Linked DNA regions of Homo sapiens: regions 1 and 2 are each linked to region 3. The links are chromatin contacts, found by Hi-C or POLR2A ChIA-PET in ENCODE. All regions are on one chromosome and are shown on one strand. Each heading gives the region's core, a stretch centred on a gene start or an enhancer-like site at or near the end of the contact. The rest is flanking DNA. Distances are from core to core; before and after follow the strand shown.

The links. Hi-C counts contacts between places; a loop is a spot of excess contacts on that map. ChIA-PET counts read pairs that join two places held with the same protein, here RNA polymerase II (POLR2A). Pooled maps may share reads with other maps.
Region 1: a loop to region 3 is called in a pooled map, with 15 times the contacts of the local background. The contact joins the promoter of PLOD3 here to the promoter of ZNF394 in region 3. A Hi-C loop is called at or near these places in 4 of 50 pooled maps.
Region 2: a map of ascending aorta shows a loop between it and region 3 (4-fold over the local background). The contact joins the promoter of BRI3 here to the promoter of ZNF394 in region 3. A Hi-C loop is called at or near these places in 1 of 168 maps with a recorded cell type or tissue (ascending aorta) and 8 of 50 pooled maps. POLR2A ChIA-PET finds 5 or more read pairs at or near these places in 1 of 52 experiments (HEK293T).

The regions. Positions count from the first base shown.
Region 1 is chr7:101,216,125-101,219,008 of GRCh38, forward strand. It overlaps PLOD3 (procollagen-lysine,2-oxoglutarate 5-dioxygenase 3), which reads right to left and starts at 1,457. Exons shown (of 19, transcript NM_001084.5): 1 at 1,042-1,457; 2 at 571-662; 3 at 286-422; 4 at 39-202. The coding sequence starts at 1,150. It overlaps ZNHIT1 (zinc finger HIT-type containing 1), which reads left to right and starts at 2,041. Exons shown (of 5, transcript NM_006349.3): 1 at 2,041-2,093. The coding sequence starts at 2,072. RefSeq lists enhancers at 563-1,085, 1,634-1,753, 1,847-2,388 and silencers at 884-1,003, 1,064-1,113, 1,254-1,533.
Region 2 is chr7:98,280,430-98,283,129 of GRCh38, forward strand. It overlaps BRI3 (brain protein I3), which reads left to right and starts at 1,257. Exons shown (of 3, transcript NM_015379.5): 1 at 1,257-1,508; 2 at 1,922-2,024. The coding sequence starts at 1,367. RefSeq lists an enhancer at 88-1,072 and silencers at 769-1,278, 1,409-1,748.
Region 3 is chr7:99,498,904-99,501,603 of GRCh38, forward strand. It overlaps ZNF394 (zinc finger protein 394), which reads right to left and starts at 1,378. Exons shown (of 3, transcript NM_032164.4): 1 at 735-1,378. The coding sequence starts at 1,190. RefSeq lists enhancers at 1-486, 709-988.

The sequences.
Region 1 (2,884 bases), core at 207-2,706, 1.7 Mb after region 3:
GCTCTTGGCCCCTCTGCCTTGGGCACTCTGCCACTCACCACCAGAATTGAGGAAGCGCTTCCCCGTGCCCACCTCAGGGTACTGCTCCGCCAGCCCCCACTCGGGCCAGCAGAAGCTCTCTGCAGAGAAGAGCAGGCGGCTGCCACTCTGGACGAACTTCTTCAGCAGCTCTGTGGGGCTGCCGGCCAGAATCACGTCGTAGCTGGGTGAGGAAGGGGAGGATGGGCAGGGGTCCACTGGGAACCTCAGCATCCTTACCCCGCTCCCTATCCCCAGCCCCGTTACCTATCCACAAACATGATGATCATATCCTCCCGGTCAGCGTATTTCTCCATTTCCTTCTTTAACCACCGGACCTTCTGTCCTCCACCAACTGTTCGAGCCACATCACCCCCTCGCCACTCCTCTCCCAGGCCCAGGGTCTGTGGAGAAGATTGCCCCGTGCCAGGCAAGGGGTGGGGAGTTGTGGGGGGAACTCCTGACCAGGCTTACCGTGGGGACCTGGGCATCCAGACTTCAGCCCACCCCTCCTGCTGGGACCCCCTCCCAGGGGCCTTTCCCTCTCCTCACCCGCACAGTGTAGTTGAAGAACTCCGCAGAGCGCAGGAAACGCAGGTACCCCTCGGTTTCAGCTGTGGCCACAGTGATCACCAGCAGCTTCTCTGTTACCAGAGGGAAATGGCACTTGAGATCCACCGCCCAGCTCCGGGCCTCACGTGCTTTGCTGTCCTCCCTCTCACTCGACTTCCCTCCCTTTCTTCCTTCCCATTCTTAAACTCTTCTCACCCAGGAACACTCTGACCCCAAGGAGGGCAGGGTGGGAGTGGTGCCCAGGAATTCCGAGTCCCTTTGCATAGGGAGGCTGGAAACCCCAGTTCAGGGTAGTGATGGGCGAGGGGCTTGGCGCGACTCAGCCTCAAGAGCACGCTGGGCGGGGGACGGGCCAGACACCTCCTCGAGCCTCCGACCCTCTCCGGGCCAGGCTGGCAGGCACGCCAGCCTCTGCCCCCTCGGCCGTGCCGGGCCTCCCCGGGATCTCACCTGGGTTGACCGGGTCTCGGCCCCGGGGCCGGTCGGAGGCTGAGGCCGCAGGGGGCAGCAGCAGCGGCAGCAGCAGCAGGAACCGGGGTCCAGGCCCCGAGGAGGTCATGGTGGGGAGCGGGCCCAGACAGCACCCAGGATCCTGGGATCTCCGCTACGCGCCTGGATCCCAGCTCCGGAGGGGAGCTCTGGAAAGGGGGCGCTCGGGCTGCTGTGCGGCCGCCGCGGGGAGCAGCTTGGCTGGGGCTACGCCCTGAAAAAAAGGCGTATCCGGAGGCTACAGAAAGCTCCAGATGCCGGCGCCACAGACAAGGCGAGGATTGTCCCGGGCGCACGGGAGGCGGGGGAGGGGCGGCGGCTCGGGCCGGCGGGCGGGAGACAGGGACTCTGGGCTGAGCCAGCCGCTTGACACATGTGGAAGCTGAAACCTGGACAGGGGAAGTGACCCCTGGCGGAGGGTCGGGCGGGACGCGGGGGCGGGTCCTGGCCGCAGCCCTGCCCAGAGAGTGCGGGCGGAAGACGGGGAGAGCGAGAGGCTGGCGGCGACAGGGAGGGAGGAAGCCTAGGAGTCCGCCGCGGGACGGAGGCCTGGGGGAACTGGGAGTTCAGCTTTCTGCAGAGGGCCACTAGGAACCTCGGATTGCCCACGGAAGCCAGCCACTTTCTTTGACAGTCCAGCCCACCTCCTCTTCTGCCCGGAGAAGCTCCAGGGGCTGCCTTTGTGATCACAGCATCTTCACAAGGACCAAAGGAAAATAAGATTTCTTGTAAGAACACCGTGACCACATCTTTAAAATGACCCATTTCGTGGCTCCCACAAGATTTACACCTCCACACTGAGGCCGGAAGTGGTTTTGCCCCTATAAAACATGGCGAAAAGCTTTCTTGTCTCCAAGGAAACGCCACGTAATGAGTCAAAGCTGTGGCGCACGCGCAGAAGTACAAGCTACCGGAAGTGATGGCGCCCCTACTAAAGCCTTGGGGTTAGTACGCGTGCGCAGCAGTTTCTTCCGACAGTTGTGTTGTGCCAATGGTGGAGAAGAAAACTTCGGGTATGTGAGCCCCCGCGGTTCGCCCCCTTCCCCTTCCCAAGTCAGTCCTAGAATTTTCTTACCTAGTCATTCCTCTTTTTTGGTCTCGCTCTTTCGCCTAGGCTGGAGTGCAGTGGCATAGTCATAGCTCACTGCAGCCTCGATTTCCTGGGATCAAACCATCCTCCCACCTCAGCCTCCGGAGTGGCTGGAACTGCAAGCATGAGGCCCCACGCCTGGTTAATTTTTAATTTGTTATGTGGTGACGGGCTCTCGCTATGTTGCCCAGGTTGGTCTCCAACTCTTGGCCTCAAAGCGATCCTCCTGCGTGGGCCTTCCAAAGTGCTGGGATTACAGGCGTGAGCTGCCGCGCCCGGCCCCAGCTATTCCTCGTAAATCCCTTCCTCAGCCCTCGGGTCCTGGCGTTGACCCTTCATTCACGTTTTATTGGTGCCTGCTCCAAGCCGGGCGCTGGGGATGAAGAGGAGAAAGACCCCTCTTATCCAAGCATTGGCTTTTTCTGGAAGGGGGGCAGAAACGCAGACCTAACACTGTATTTTACTGTGATTTGTGATTTGTGCTATGGCAGAGGGAAGCACAGCGCCTGGGAACAGGGAGACGTGGCATCTAGCCCAGGTTCTGGGAGGCAGGGGACTGTGAAAGCTTGAAGGAAAAATGAAAAAGCTTGAATTGAGTCTTGAAAGTCTAGTTAGGGTTTCTCTCAGTGGGAACCTCACGTGCAAAGGCAGTGAAGCAAGAAAAAGCAAGTCGCTTAGGAAGCCAAGTTCACAGTTTGGATCTTACAGAGTAAT
Region 2 (2,700 bases), core at 7-2,506, 1.2 Mb before region 3:
ATAGCAAGATCCCATACAAAAATTTTTAAAAATTAGCTGGGCATGGTGGCGTGTGCCTGTGGTCCCCAGCTACTGAGGAGGCTGAGGTGGGAGGATGGCTTGGGCCCAGGAGGTCGAGACTGCATTGAGCAATGACTGTGTCACTCTACTGCAGCCTGGGTGACAGAGCAAGAGAGCCCCCCCAGCACCCCCTACAAATTTTTTTTTTAAAAATTAAAAAGGCGCGGTTCGAGAAGAGCTGTAGTCGTCCCAGAGCTACAGTGCAGGTGATATCAAAATGCAGGTGAGAAAACTGGAGACAGAATACAGTAACGGATACAGGTGCCCCTGAAAAGGTGCAGAGGCGCTAAGGACGCAAGCAATCCTGAACGTTCCAATCGTTCGTTTTAAAGTTGTCCTGGCCAACCCGTGAAGCCTTGTATGAGGAAATGTTTCAACGAGGGCGCCTGACGCAGTCCCCGAGGCCAGAAAACACCCAGGTTTAGATACGGGCTCTGACCCGCACCTGCCACAGCCAAATCCCTCCCCCTTCTGAGCCCGATCCCGTGTTGTCCTCCAGGGGTAAGCAAAACACCTGGCAGGGCTGCCTGAAGATTAGGGAAACTGAGGAGACGCGGCAGGTGCCCAGTATTTATAGTTTTGTCCCCAAACGGGGGAGTTATTTGTAAGCACTGGCTACTACCCCCGTCAATCACCTAATTGTCCAAAAAAAGGCAAACGGAGGGAATGCGCCGCAGCTGAGCACCGCGCAGGCCGCAGCTGAGGTGCACACCCGGGTGTGCCCTTTGTATTGCTGGAAGCGCTGGCGATCATAGGGGCAGAGGGCTGGCGTTGGGGCGGCCTGGGACCCACCCGGCCCCGCCCCCTCTCAGGCCCCGCCCTCCCCCTCCTCCACCGGTAGGGGGACCTCGGCCGGCCTGGGAGATCGGGGCGTAGGGGGAGGTGGGGGTGCATCCGCGAGCCCTAAAGGTCATGACCCTATGGGGCGTCTCTGGGTCGTCGTGGGGGATGGGCGGGGGGGGGGGTCTCCCCGCCACGGGAGGTCTAGAGAGCAGCGGCGGCGGGGCGGGGCGGAGTGCAGAGGCGCCGCCGGCGGGGCGGCTTCGGGAGGGCGCGGCCCCTTTAAGACGCCCCGCCGGCCCCGCCCCCGAGCCCCGCCTCCCGCCGCCCACGTGACCCCGGTCTTGTGACTGGGCCCGGGAGGGCGGGGGAAGCCCGCGGCTCGCGCCCGCCCCGCCCCGCCCCGCGTCTGCCTCAGAGGGGCCCGAGCCACCCGGTCCGCCGCGTCCCCGCCGCCGCCGCCGCGTCCCCCGCCGGGGCCGACCGAGCCGAGCCGGGCCGGAGCGGCGGGCGCGGCCGGGCCGCCATGGACCACAAGCCGCTGCTGCAGGAGCGGCCGCCCGCCTACAACCTGGAGGCCGGCCAGGGCGACTACGCGTGCGGCCCGCACGGCTACGGCGCCATCCCCGCCGCGCCCCCGCCGCCGCCCTACCCCTACCTCGTCACAGGTGGGCCCGTAACCAACTTTCCCCGCCGGCGGCTTCCGAGGTGGCAAGCCCGGTCGGGGGACGTGGGTCCGGAGGCGGGTGGGGCCCGCCCGGGGGTCCTTCCTGGAGCTGGAGGTCCCCGGGCTGGCTTCGGGACCCGGCGCCGCCGAGGGCCAGCCTCCCCCCCGGGGCTCTAGTCCTCGGGCCCGTCGTAACCCGGCGGGGCCGGATCCCTGCCCCAGATGAACTTTGTGTCACGAGGCGCTCGCTGTTGGCAGATTAGCGCCGAATCAGGCCCGCGGTGGCCGTCCCGAGGGTGGAAAAGACCGGGGGCTTTTTTAGCGGGGTGGAGGTTGAGGGGACAGGATGAGTAGTCCCCGTGGCGGTCCGATTTCTCCTCCCTGCACCCTAATGACCTGCTTTCCCGCCCACAGGGATACCCACCCACCATCCCAGGGTCTACAACATCCACAGCCGGACCGTCACCCGCTATCCTGCCAACTCTATCGTGGTCGTAGGAGGCTGTCCTGTCTGCAGGTGAGTGGGTCTGCAGCCTGGGGACTGGCCCTGGAAGCTCTGAGGACCCCCGCCCTAACCCCCAGGACCTCACAGCTCTGCTTGTGGGAGTGGGTCCGGCTTGACTTGGATCTTGACCAGAGCCCTTTATGGGAGGGACAGACAGGCTGCCCGAATGCGGTGTGGGAGAGTGCGGGTCCGCTCACCCTTGGCTCTGAACACATTTTGTGGGGGCAAAAGGGTGGATTCCTTTTCCTAGATCTTGGGGCATTGCACCCCAAGTGATTGGGATGTAGAAATGGTAACAACGGGACTCGTGGTCCTTTCGTCTTTGTTCTGGGACTTGCAAGGAATCAGGTGTCTGCTTTTTCCTTCACTTTCCGCAAGTTTACTCTGCAGTTGATCGTCGAAGGTGGTGGAAGGTTTCATTTTCCCGGAAGGGGCATTTGGAAGTAAGTGCACCAGCAGGACAGACCTCAGTGGGAGAAGCGACGGCCGTAAGAGCTGCTTTATCCAAAGTTGGCTTGAAACGCTCTTCCACGAGCTGGACCAGGATGGAAACCCCGTGTTTCTTTGAGGCAGGAGTTATTTTTTTCATATCCTCGCATTGGACCTGCACACGCTTTTTGGTTTTTATAGGGCCCCGAGGTGCAGCTAGAGGCTTGTTTTGTGGAGGTTTTGAGGATTCACATTTAAA
Region 3 (2,700 bases), core at 128-2,627:
TTGAGTCTTGTACCGACAAGGGAGTTTGGAGAGATCAGAGATAGAGGCTGACATTCTCTTGTAATCCTGAAAAGCCTTTCTGTGGACTATTTACACTAATTTTGGAGGTAGGTAGGAGCAAAATATTTCTTTAACTTATATCACTGTGATGTATGGGAATGGAAATATGATACAGATTAAAAGTAAACAAGGCCGGGCGCGGTGGCTCACGCCTGTAATCCCAGCATTTTGGGAGGCCGAGGCGGGCGGATCACCTGAGGTCAGGAGTTCGAGACCAGCCTGGCCAACACAGTGAAACCCCGTCTCTACTAAAAATACAAAAATTAGCCGGGCGTGGTGGCGGGCGCCTGTAATCCCAGCTACTCGGGAGACTGAGGCAGGAGAATCGCTTGAACCCGGGAGTCAGAGGTTGCAGCGAGCCGAGATCGCGCCATTGCACTCCAGCCTGGGCAACAAGAGTGAAACTCCATCTCAAACAACAGCAAGAACAACAAGAAAAAAAAAAAAAAGAAAAGAAAAAGAAAGAAAACCAGTAATCCGTGTTCGCTTTATGCTGAGGTCTATAACAAGTCATTTCCTGGATGGATCTGTCACTGTGGCCTACAGAAAGGAAGTCCATACACACCCCAATGTTCACACGAAATGTAATAAGGAAGTAAGTTCCGAAACGCAGAGCACCCCTAAACGCCTATTTTCCACACTCCCACCTCCAGAACAGGCCTTTCGCTTCTCACCTGGGATGAGGTTCCATCGAGCGCTCGCTGCAGAGCCCGCACCACGGCCACCGCCTCCTCCCCGCTCTCTGGGCAGTGCTCTCGCACCCAGGCTTGAAGCTCCTCGGGCAGGATGGTGAGGAACTGCTCCAGCACCAGCAGCTCCAGGATCTGCTCCTTGGAGAGCAGCTCGGGTCTCAGCCACCGACGACAGAGTTCTCGGAGCCGGCTCAGCGCCTCTTCCGGTCCAGCCACCTCCTGGTAACGCAGCTGCCTAAAGTGCAGTCGAGAAGTTTCGGGGTCCGGCGAAGCCGCGGGATAGTTGGGCTCCCAACTTCCGGGTGAGTCTTCCTCCACTTTCACGGGCAAAAGTCCGTCGCGTTGGGACGGCGCCGCGTCCTTGGACCTCGCAGCCATCACCCAGGGTCCCAACTCGGCGTCACTGCCGCGCCTCTGGGCGGTCAAGCTGGAATTCATCTTTCTCCGGCATGTGCTGCCCTTCCTGGAGTCTTCTTTTCAGGTGAAGAAAGAGCAAACCCAAGGAACTCATCAGCCGTCAACACCCTCCGGTCCCAAACACCGGGCCCCACCACACCAGGCCCCTCTCCACACTCTCCTTTCCTCAGCTTTGCGCCTACAACTCTCTCGGTCAAACAACCGAAAACATCCCGTGCCGGAAGCGCGTCATCGAGGCCTTGCGGCACCTTTCCCTGCATTTCCGGGGCCTCTCTAGGCGCCTGATGGGGTGAGGTGCATCTCGCTGGTTTATCGTCCTAGCCCCGCCCGACGCAGAGGGTCTTGACGGTTTCCCGCATCCCGAGGAAATACGGGCGTCCGAGCCGGTGGCCGAGCTCCGGCAAGGGCGGGAACCTTCAGGATTAAATAGACAGGGTCTGGCTCTGTCGCCCAGGCTGGACTGCAGTGGCGCGATTTCGGCTCACTGCAACTTCTGTCTCCCGGGTTCAAGCAATTCTCCAGCTTCAGCCTCCCAAGTATCTAGGACTACAGGTGCGCGCGACCACGCCCGGTTTATTAATTTTTCTGTGGGGATGGGGTTTCATTATATTGCCCAGGTTGGACAAAGTTGTTTTTTTTTCTTTTTTCAGGCGGACTCTCGCTCTGTCGCCAGGCTGTCTTAGCCTCCTGAGTAGCTTGGACTACAGGCGCGCGCCACCATGCCCGGCTACTTTCTGTATTTTAGTAGAGATGGGGTTTCACCATGTTGGTCAGGCTGGTCTGGAACTCCTGACCTCGTGATCCGCCTGCCCCGGCCTCCCAAAGTGCTGGATTACAGGCGTGAGCCGCTGCGCCCAGTTGGAAAAAGTTTTGTTTTTTTTTTAAAACTAAGTGCTTCCATGTACATCAGATGTTAACGACTTTGATCCTAACAAACAAACAAAAAAGATGAGGAAATTGAGGCTCAAAGATGTGTCCTGGCCTGGCTCAGTGGCGTATGCCTGTAATCCCAGCATTTTGGGAGGCTGAGGGGGGAAGATCGCTTGAAGCCAAGAATTGGAGACCCCAATGTCTACAAAAAATAAAAAATTAGCTGGGTGTGGTGGTGCACACCTGTAGTCCCAGTGAGAGGTGAAGCTAGTTGGACTTCCTGGGTCCAGTGGGGACTTGGACAACTTTTCTGTCTTACAAGAGGTTTGTAAAAATGCACCAATCAGCGCTCTGTAGCTAGCAAGAGGTTTGTAAAATGCACCAATCAGCGCTCTGTAAAATGGACCAATCAGCAGGATTCTAAAAGCAGCCAATCGCAGGGAGGATGGAAAAAAGGGCGTTCTGATACGACAGAAACGGACATGGGAGGGGACAAATAAGAGACTAAAAGCTCCCACCCCAGTCAGCGGAGGCAACCGGCTGGAGTGCTCTGCCATGCTGTGGAAGGTTTGTTCTTTCGCTCTTCACAATAAATCTTGCTGCTACTCACTCTTTGGGTCCGTGCCATCTTTAAGAGCTGTAACACAGTGAAGGTCGGAGG